2 separate regions of the Homo sapiens genome follow, and region 2 is linked to region 1. A link is an interaction called in ENCODE POLR2A ChIA-PET data of the cell type or tissue named here. Cell type or tissue: OCI-LY7. All regions are shown on one strand.

What was found. ChIA-PET counts read pairs that join two places held together with the same protein. Peaks named below come from ENCODE experiments on the same cell type or tissue, not always from the same donor. Only the 100,000 strongest peaks of a DNase experiment are listed, where the experiment ranks them.
Region 2: POLR2A ChIA-PET joins it to region 1 with 10 read pairs; 2 of 35 experiments call an interaction of 5 or more read pairs at or near these places.

The regions. Positions count from the first base shown.
Region 1 is chr10:86,582,524-86,587,523 of GRCh38, reverse strand. No RefSeq gene overlaps it. Among named protein-coding and RNA genes, the nearest start is that of WAPL-DT, 63 kb to the right of the region's middle. RefSeq lists enhancers at 1,992-2,051, 2,293-2,794. In OCI-LY7, CTCF peaks have their summits at 1,659, 1,887 (motif pointing right) and 3,328; DNase peaks (open chromatin) are centred at 1,903 and 3,353.
Region 2 is chr10:84,652,987-84,657,986 of GRCh38, reverse strand. No RefSeq gene overlaps it. Among named protein-coding and RNA genes, the nearest start is that of CCSER2, 330 kb to the right of the region's middle. In OCI-LY7, no CTCF peak of the experiment used is centred here; a DNase peak (open chromatin) is centred at 3,116; H3K4me3 peaks cover 477 bases; H3K27ac peaks cover 603 bases.

The DNA.
Region 1 (5,000 bases):
GATTACAGGCGTGTGCCATCACGGCCGGCTAATTTTTGTATTTTTAGTAGAGACAGGGTTTCACCACGTTGGTCAGGCTGGTCTCGAACTCCTGACCTCAGGTGATATGCCTGCCTCGGCTTCCCGAAGTGCTGGGATTACAGGCAAGAGCCACAGCGCCCGGCCTATTTTTAGTTATTTATTTATTTTTGAGACAGAGTTTCCCTCTTGTCACCCAGGCTGGAGTGCCGTGGTGCGATCTCGGCTCACTGCAACCTCTGCCTCCCAGGTTCAGGTGATTCTCCGGCCTCAGCCTCCAAAGTAGCTGGGATTACAGGCGCCCATCATCAAGCCCGGCTAATTTTTTGTATTTTTAGTAGAGACGGGGTTTTGCCATGTTGGGCAAGCTGGTCTCAAACTCCTGACCTCAGGTGATCCTCCCGCCTTGACCTCCCAAAGTGCTGGGATTACAGACATGAGCCATCGTCCCCAGCCTCTTCTCGAGATTTAAACCAAGGCTCCTACTGCAACACTCTCTCACTCCAGCTTTTGTGCATCTCTGAGAGAACTGGCTGAGCTTTGTATTTGGTTGTTATTTTTATTAAAATCCTAGATTTATTGAATGTTTCTTTTTATCTTTAAAAGCCTCCCAGCCCCATTTGATATTCTGGCATTCCTCCCGGAGAGCTGGGCCGCCCTCCTCCCCAGGTGAAGAATCACTCCATTTACTCATCTTTGAAGTCACTTCCCTCGCTATTGGGAGCAATGCCACACATTTGTTGGCTGGACACAGGATGCAAATGCTGAAAGCTCACTTTGTGTCCCTGCCACTCTCCCCGCCCACTGTCCATCTCCTCTAGTGTGTAGTGGTGGCCCTATCCCCTTTTGGCACAGCTGGGGCCCCCTTTCTGTTCTCCATCTGAATCCAGGCCTGAGGCATCTCTGCTCCCTGGCATCACCCTGTAATAGACACATCCTTCCTAGGAACACAGGATCCTCTCCTCCCTTCCCCATGCCCCAGGGCTGCTCCTCTGCTCCCAGGCCAACTGCACTCCTTCTCTGGAACACAGCTCTTATCTATCTCCCAGAACAAGGAAGTTTCATCCTGTAACTAAGTCTTGCCAATCCGAGGAAAAGGCTTGAGGGTAGGAATGGTTCAGAGAAGAAAAACTAGGCCATCCTCTGAGATCAGGAGTCCTGAGGTCCCAGGAGGATCAGAGCAGCCTTGTAACAGTCTAGTGCAACTCCTTTGACTTACTAATGGGGAAACTGAGGCCCAGAAAAGGGTGGGACATGCCCACGGCCACACAGTGAGAAAGTGTCAGGCAGGACTGGGATGGAGGTCTTCTCATGCCAGACCCTATGTGCTTCACCCTGACTCCCTCTGCTAAGACCCAATCAAAGGCTGGCTGTTCCTATGCATTGCATAGATGCAGTACTTTTAAGTTTTTGCCACAGACCAGCCTGTGAGGATAAAATGGATCAGACATGCCCCTTGCCTCCAGCAGTGTTGTTCTCTAAGGAATAATAATACAAACTAGGACTGGGCGGGGTGGCTCATGCCTGTAATCCCAGAACTTTGGGAGTCCGAGGTGAGAGGATTGCTTGAGCCCAGGAGTTCAAGACCAGCCTGGGCAACATAGGGATACCTCTGTCTCTACAAAAAAAAAGGACAGGGAGAGAAACCGCATGAGCCTCAAGCAGATACCGCAATACATGGAGCCCACAAAGGCACTGGCTGTGTTTCTCTGCCATTTCAACCCCATTTGGACCTTAGTTGTGGCATGCAGGAGGGCCCTGCCAGGACGGTGACCCCTTACTCGCCTTCAACCCCTGCTGTAAGTAGCCCCCAGCAGGGTGTGGGGCAGAAGAGCCCTCCCCGGAGAGCTCAGTACTGCAATTCTGCCACTGGGTGGCACTGTGGTGCCTCAGGAGGGGGACCACGCCTAAAGGAAACTGCCCAGAGAAGGGGTGGCACGGGAAAAGCGTCACTTGGGCCCTCCTGTGCTGGGCAAGTTGCTTTCCATCTAGGGTTACAAAGAGGTACATGAAATAGGTCCTGCCTTCCAGGAGCCCACAGTGGAACAGTCACATGGACAACAAATTAATTGTTCCAATAATAGATGTAATTAGTTGCTCCAATAGAAGCACAAGAACAACCGGTTCCCGCTGAGGGGCCCGGGGAGGAGGCAGCAATTGAGTCTTGATGTTAGAGTGCTCAGCAGGCCATTCTAGTTCAGGCTGTCTCTCACAGTGCAGGCTCTCAGGGCACTGCGCACTTGGTTTGGGTGGGAGGTAGGGGTGGGGTGTGCCCAGGGAGGTTTGGCCCAGTCCATAGGACAGCGACCTGTAGGGAGCTGGGGGCTGGAAGCCTCTGTCAGCCACCTTCCCCAGCCAGCAGCAGGCTGAGCCTCTGAGGCCAGGGCCTTTGGTGTGGCTATCCTGGGTTGCTCTGTCTCCATTAAAGCACTTAGCTAAGGGACATGGAGGAGAGACACTGGTGTTAGGACAACCAGAACACTGGGAAGTCTTCCAGTGCCAAAGAAAGACAACTGGCCTCCTGTCCTCTTGCTGTGCCTTCTGGCCTCAAGTCCACATGACCTTGGCCTGGGTACGGCAGCCCTCAGGGCTCAGTGACTACATCTGTAAAAAGGGTCTTCTGTCTAAACAAATATATTGAGAAATGAAAAAGTTTAAAGGACCTCTTTTGACTGACCTGAAGGCACACCCTGTGTCCTGCAGGTGTGGGGGACACCTGGGAGAGAAGGACTCTCCTCTGCCGGCTTCAGGTTGTGGCTGGGCCCAGTGGAAAGCCAGAATACATCTCTGTCCTTGGAACACAATTCATCCTCCACAGCTTCTGTAAAATCTGATGGGCTGAGCTTTGCAGCAGGGAAGTGATTTAATACCTAGTAGATACATTTTCATTAAATTTTTGAAGATGGAGCAAAGCCTCTAGTTTTCAAATTTTCTGTGCAGAAGTTAACCCATTATGGTGTTGAAACCCACATCCGCACCGTAAAACTAAAATCTTCTTCTCAAAACAAAGCACAATATATCACCCTGTAATAGACACATCCTTCCTAGGAACACAGGATCCTCTCCTCCCTTCCCCGTGCCCCAGGGCTGCTCCTCTGCTCCCAGGGCTGCTCCTCTGCTCCCAGGCCAACTGCACTCCTTCTCTGGAACACAGCTCTTATCTATCTCCCAGAACAAGGAAGTTTCATCCTGTAACTAAGTCAATCCAACTAAGGAGATGGATTGACTGAGGTTTGCAACTAGGGGCTTCAAGCTTGCCCAGGAGATGAGCAAAGGGTTGGCCGGACCGTTGCTCGCACACCCATCACCAGTAGGGTGCACCTCTTTTCTCCTCCCAGGTCCTCACTGGTGAGGCTGCAAGCCAGGGCTGGGTGTGGCATTTCAAGCAGATACTCTGCACCTCCTTTTGTCATTTACAAGTGATGCTGGTGACAGGTGATTGGGTGTTTGGAAGGCACACAGGGTCTCATGGATCTGAGGGTTTGCTACAGACGGGGAAACTCCTCACATTCCCTCCACCAGTGTCCCACCCCAGAGCTAGGCTTGCCCACCATGGCTGGGGATCCAGGTTACCTTTTAGAGGGATTGCTCCCCTCCAGCCGACCGCCACTCCAGAGGAGGCCTGAGGGGCTTTCCTCCCACCTATATTTAAATAGCACGCACAACCTTTCCATTGAAATCGTGCACAAACTGGAGCTTTCCAAAGACACTTTTATTTACACATTTTACTGCTAAACAACAGAAATTTTATGTAATTATGTATTTGAATACTGATGAGAGGAGGGAAGGAGGATGGCCAGAGGGGAGCTGATGGGGATTAAGGGAGATAAAGATAAAGCCCTTTCTGTCCCCTGCCTTTGCCCCAACTACTTCTTTTTTCTTTTCTTTTCTATATAATTTTTCTAATTTTTTTCTAATTTTTTTACTAAATAAAAAATTAGTACTCCAATGGAAAAATGAGCAAAAGATGTGAAAAATACAATTCACAAAGACTAAGAATGCCCACTGTTAGTGAGGTGAAACTGGCCCTCACCTTCTGTGACTGGACAAGTACTTTTATACGATCTTTCAATTGACGGTAGTTTCAAAATTCTTGAATGTGCATACTCTTTAATCAAGCAATTCTACATCTTGAAATTTACCCTGTAGAAACATCTGCACAACTAACCAAAAATAAATATGCCAGAATGTTCCTTGTATTATTATTTATTATATAGGCTAATTGAAAAATCATAAAAGTTCATCAACAGTAGACTGGTTAAACTATGGTGTAACCAATCATACGATGAAATCATATTTTTTTTTTTTTTTTTTGAGTCAGAGTCTCACTCTGTCGCCCAGGCTGGAGTGCAGTGGCACGATCTTGGCTAGCTGCAACCTCCACCTCCCGGGTTCAAGCAATTCTCCTGCCTCAGCCTTCCAAGTAGCTGGGACCACAGGCACATGCCACCACACCTGGCTGGTTTTTTTGTTTTTTGTTTTTTTTTGTAGAGACGAGGTTTCACTATGTTGGCCAGGCTGGTCTCGAACTCCCGACCTCAGGTGATCCACCGCCTTGGCCTCCCAAAGTGCTGGGATTACAGGCATGAGCCACCACGCCCGGTCATATGTAGTTATTAAAAGTATAAGGTACATGCATATCCTTCAATGTATGCCAATATGCCCTCAGTCTATTGTCAAATAACAAAAAAAAAGCAGATTAAAAATTGTTATGTGGCATGGCGTGGTGGCTCATGCCTGTAATCCCAGCACTTTGGGAGGCTGAGGTGGTTGGATCATCTGAGGTTGGGAGTTCGAGACCAGCCTGACCAACATGGAGAAACCCTGTCTCTATTAAAACAACAACAACAACAAAAAAATCAGCCGGGTGTGGTGGCACACACCTGTAGTCCCAGCTACTCGGGAGGCTGAGGCAGGAGAATTGCTTGAACCCAGGAGGCAGAGGTTGCAGTGAGCCAAGGTCATGCTATTGCATTTGCACT
Region 2 (5,000 bases), 1.9 Mb after region 1:
CAGGATCCTTCCAATAAAGTCCCATCTTGAATGAAGCAAGGTCCAGCTGGGTTTCTGCACTCGCAACCAAGAGGACTTGAGTAGGGAGGTGCATGGGGTGGGGGAGGCTGATAGAAGGCTGAGGACCAGAGTGTGAGGGCTCTTAGATGCCACCTGGAGTATTGGCATGAACCTCCAAAAGGAGTCAGTGAGTGTTTCTGAGCCACACATAGAGGTGAGTGACCTTATCGAACCTTGACTGAAGCTGATGATACCAGAAAAGGGGACCATGTAGGAGGCAGAACTTCAGGCAATTCCCTTGGGGTAAAGATAAGAGAGAAGATTCTAAAGATGTTTCCAAGGCAGAAATCAAAGTACCAGGCAGAGGGTGAAGGATTAATGAGGAAGGAGATTCTGAAGCAATGTCATGAAAGCCAAGGAGTGAGATCAGTTTAAGGAAAAAAAATCATATTTGACAATTACTCCCACAAAAGGGGCCAACAGGTAGAATAAGGTAACAATTGGAAAGTGGTGATTGGGTGTGGCAATTCAGAAGCTCGTGACAATGGGTTATACAGGAAACGTGTACAATGGGTTATACAATGGGTTATACAGGAAACGTGAAGAAAGAAATTAGGAAAGTGATTATTGACTCTACTTAAGCCCAGCAGAAATAACCACCAGCAGTATTTCCATCATATAACTCTGGAGTCCAATATTGTTATGATAATTCAACTTAATGGAAGTAAAACTATCCTATTTTTTGACAAGAGTTTTATGACCCCTTTTTTTTAAATAAGTTAAATATTTTATTTCATCAGAGAAAAATGTGCTTTTTTCTCCTAAGCCACAATAACCCTACAACAATAACTCTTCAATGTATATATTTATTATGTTTTTATTTTTTGAATAGTTAATGCATACACGTGACTTTTTAAGAAAAATTCACAGAATACAGAAGGCTCTGAAGTAAAAAGTGAACCTCTTTCTCTCTCCCGTTCTCCCGTTAAAAACGCTACAGTTTCTTGCCCATATTTCCAAGGATAGTCCACGCAAACACAATCATAGGGTATATACATTCCCTTTCCTCACAAAGGTTCATTTCTATACATGCCGTTCCATTCCTTGCTTTTTCCATTTAATATGGCTCTAACAGTGTTCCATCTTTGAGCATATAGGTCTGCCTCTCCTTTTGAAATGACTGTGTGGTATTTCTGTGAACTGATTTACCATATTTTCTTTCATTAGGCCCCTGAAGATGAACTTTTAGGTTGTTTCCATTATTTTGCTAATATAATCAGAGCTGTAGTAAATTCTCTTACACTGTTCTTTGGATACATCTGTAAAACAAATTCCTATAATCAAAACTGCCAAAGTAAAGAGAATATGCATTTTAAATTTTACTAGGAATGTTCAAACTACCCTTCCAAGTTCCTACCAACAATGGACAAAGTGACAGTTCCACTACACCTTCACCTAGCATGGTGTGTTATGACACCTGTGCTCTTTGCTAATCAATATTACAGTCTTCAAAGTAATGGCTAATCTCAGAGCTGGGCTAACCCAGAAATGCCTGGGACAATGACCTCAGAGTCCTGTTTCCTCAGAAAGTACAAAGATAAATAAAATTGGAACACTGCATCTGCCTCATCTACAGTGCTCCTGCCCTGGGGAAATTGTGAGATGGCACACAAGTCTTGGACCACCATAAACACAAAGGTATAAAAGAATGTCGGTGTGATACATGCACCTTGGTGCTTGTCCACGGCATCCACGCATAACCCACGTGAGTGAGAGGGCCAAAGAAATTATCTACTTAAGAAGTTGCTTAGTCTCCCAAGGAGATGAAGGTGCTGTGCAGTTTTACTTTCAAGAAATCTTTTCAAGAAACTAAGTGACTCTAATATTAGTTTAAGGCCTTTTGTATCTCATGAGTCTGGGTCTGTGCAGCTGCACAATTCATTGGTTTACATTTACATTTATCTTATTATAAGTGAAGTTGAGCATTTTCCTTACAAACTAAAAGACCTTTTTTTTCCATTTTTATGAATTATGTTTTCTGCCTACTGGAAAGGTGATATTTATTGATTTTTAAATACTCTTTATATATTATAAGATGTGTTCTTTATCATATATGTTGCAAATATTTTTCCAGGTTTTTAATTGTCTTCTAATTATGTGTCTAATATTTTTTCCATAAAGAACCATTTTATTTTTATAGAGTCATATTTATCCATTTTTTCCTCTTAAGAATTCTGGAGTTTGTGAAGTGCTTTCAAACTTCTTTTCAATTTTGGGGTTTAAAAAGTTTCCTTTTCACCCTCTGGGAAGTGAGGAGCGCCTCTGCCCGGCCCCTGCCCTGTCTGGGAAGTGAGGAGCGCCTCTGCCCGGTGCTGTGCAACCTTCCAAGTGTGAAATGACAGCCTTGTGTGTAATCTTCTCTGTCTTCCCCAAGTTTGCATTTGCTACATTAAAGTTTACTTTTTAATTAAAAATAAATAAATAAATAAAAAGTTTCCTTTCCTGTTTCCTACCTGATCTTTTTTTTTGTTTGTTTCATTTTTTAAGTTTTAGTATTTAATATATCTGGAATTTTTATTTTGGTGTAAAGAGTGAGGTAGAGATCCAACTTTATTTTTTCCAGATTATTACCTAAATCAGTGCCTTGATAATGAAGGCTTTCATACACTATTACAAGGCATTGCTATAAGCTCTTTTTCAGAGTTTGCAGTACTAGGCTCTCAAATGCTTAAAATTTCCCTCAGCAATATGGAACAGATTATGCCAATGGAAAGTCTGAGATATCTAATGCTCTATTCCACCACTTTATTAACTATTCCTAAAAATACACAGTATAAAAGGCTTTGTAAAATTTCAATAAAAATTGAAACTGTAATTTAGGTAAACATCTGCCTAATGTGCAAAAGATTATCAACTAGCCAAAGAAAATTAAAAAATGTTTTTGTCCACCCATTTCCAATGGATACTCCTCCCTTAAAAAAAAAAAAAAAAAAAAAAAAAAAAAGAAGTGTTTGCTCACCAGTAGAAAAGCCACAATCAGATGAGAAGGAAGTTACTCACGAGGGCTGCAGTAAATGAATGAACAGGCTTCCTCTCCAGGTGTGCAGCTTTTTTTCCCCAGAGAGTTATGTACCACTGAGTTCAACAACACTAATACCCAGCCACAGAAACCAAAGCTAACAGTGGGTTCAGTGTTAAAATCTCTACCTGTGATAAAGAGGTCAGCAGTAGGCACAGGCTAAGCTTTGAAGAACACGGTGGGTAGTACACAGATGGGCATGGAGCTGGGGACATAGAGGGTAAAAGGTGAGCATGAAAACTTCATTCCTGTTTTTAGACACAAAGCTACCATCTCACTCATATTATCCAGGGGAAAAAACTACTCTTTTCAGCAAATAACAAAGAAGTAGAACCAAAAGGATTCTTTTTAATTCAACAGTTTTGCACTAAAAAAAACTTTATAAACCCCGGAAAATGTGGTTGAAGCTGTGTATGTCAATCATCCCATAGCTTAAGATCTGAGATGATAATTCTAACAGCAGCAAAATTAATGTTAAATAGTCAAGCAAATTGATTCACCAGCTAACAAGGAAACACCAAACCTCCAGAGACCTTTCACCTTCTAAATAAACCAGGAAAACATCAGAGTTTTCACAAAAGCACATGGTATTGGTCAGGGATCTTGGTTCCACTGAATGTAAAATAATTGTGGATTATATTAAGCAAAACTTAAAACTTAGACTTAAGAGGTGGCTAGGGGATAAGGGTTGAAAAGGCACAGACACTAGCCAATTTAAGATCTAAAGAGTAGGATGCAGAACTCATCAGGCAGGCTCTTACTTAAATGCTAGACAAACTACCTGTGGCTGATTTAAGGGAAAATAAATTTACCAACAGCATCTTTGGGAGCTCCAGAATTGACAGAAAAGACTGGAGAATCAAGCTCAGAAAATGATCAGGATCAAAAAGAAGAGGTACTGCCAGAAACACATGAATTTGGCCCAGTGCAGTGGCCCACACCTGTAATCCCACCACTTTGGGAGGCCGAGGTGGATGGATTGCTTGAGCTCAGGAGTTTGAGACCAGCCTGGGCAACATGGCGAAACCTTATCTCCACAAAATATTAGCTGGGCGTGGTGGCGCACACCTCTGGTCCCAGCTACTCGGCAGGCTGAGGTAGGAGGATCACTTGAGCCCAGGAAGCGGAGGTTGCAGTGAGCCGAGATTGTGCCACTGCACCACTCCAGCCTGGGAAACAGAACCAGACCTTCTCTCAAAAAAAAGAAAGAAACACGTGAACTCTTCCCACAGGACCAATCTAGGATGGCACGTGTGCTTCAGAGGCTGAACACTGGGTGGTGAAGCATTAGCCCAAACCCAGGTGACAACACTTCAGATGCTGCCCCAGCACCATCACTGCTGCCCCTGGAACTAGGCCATGGTTGTTACCACTGCAGACAGCCAGTGAATTCTCTGCTGGCTTATGTCTTTGCATTCCTAACTTTGGATTGAAAATGCCAAGTAAGTCTATCTCATTGACCAGCCCTTGGTTTGTGCAGGGCCTAAGATTTCATATCTGGCTTTTCAGCTTCCACTGTGGGAAGTTAACTTGGTACCCCAACAAGATCACACAATGAACAGTGAAATTAAGGACAAATGACCACCCCAGTGAACAACCTAACATGAATGTTCTGGGCAGGACATCCTTGCCACCCCTGCTGGACACAAACACTGCCGGTACTGCACGCCACTGCTACTGCTGCTGTGTCCAAAAATGAATTGTATACATCCCTTCAAGATCCAAGGAAGGAGCATCCAAGGAACCAAGTCTTGGCTGCCAGAGAAAGGGATGGAGGAAGCCCCTGGACCTACAGGCTTCCAAAGAAAAAAGTAAGAGGCAATAGATACAGTTACAAAGAAAAGAAAACACGGCACCCAAAGTTCAAGAAGAAGATTTTTTAAGTATTTTAAACCAATATCATCAGAGAAATGCAAATTAA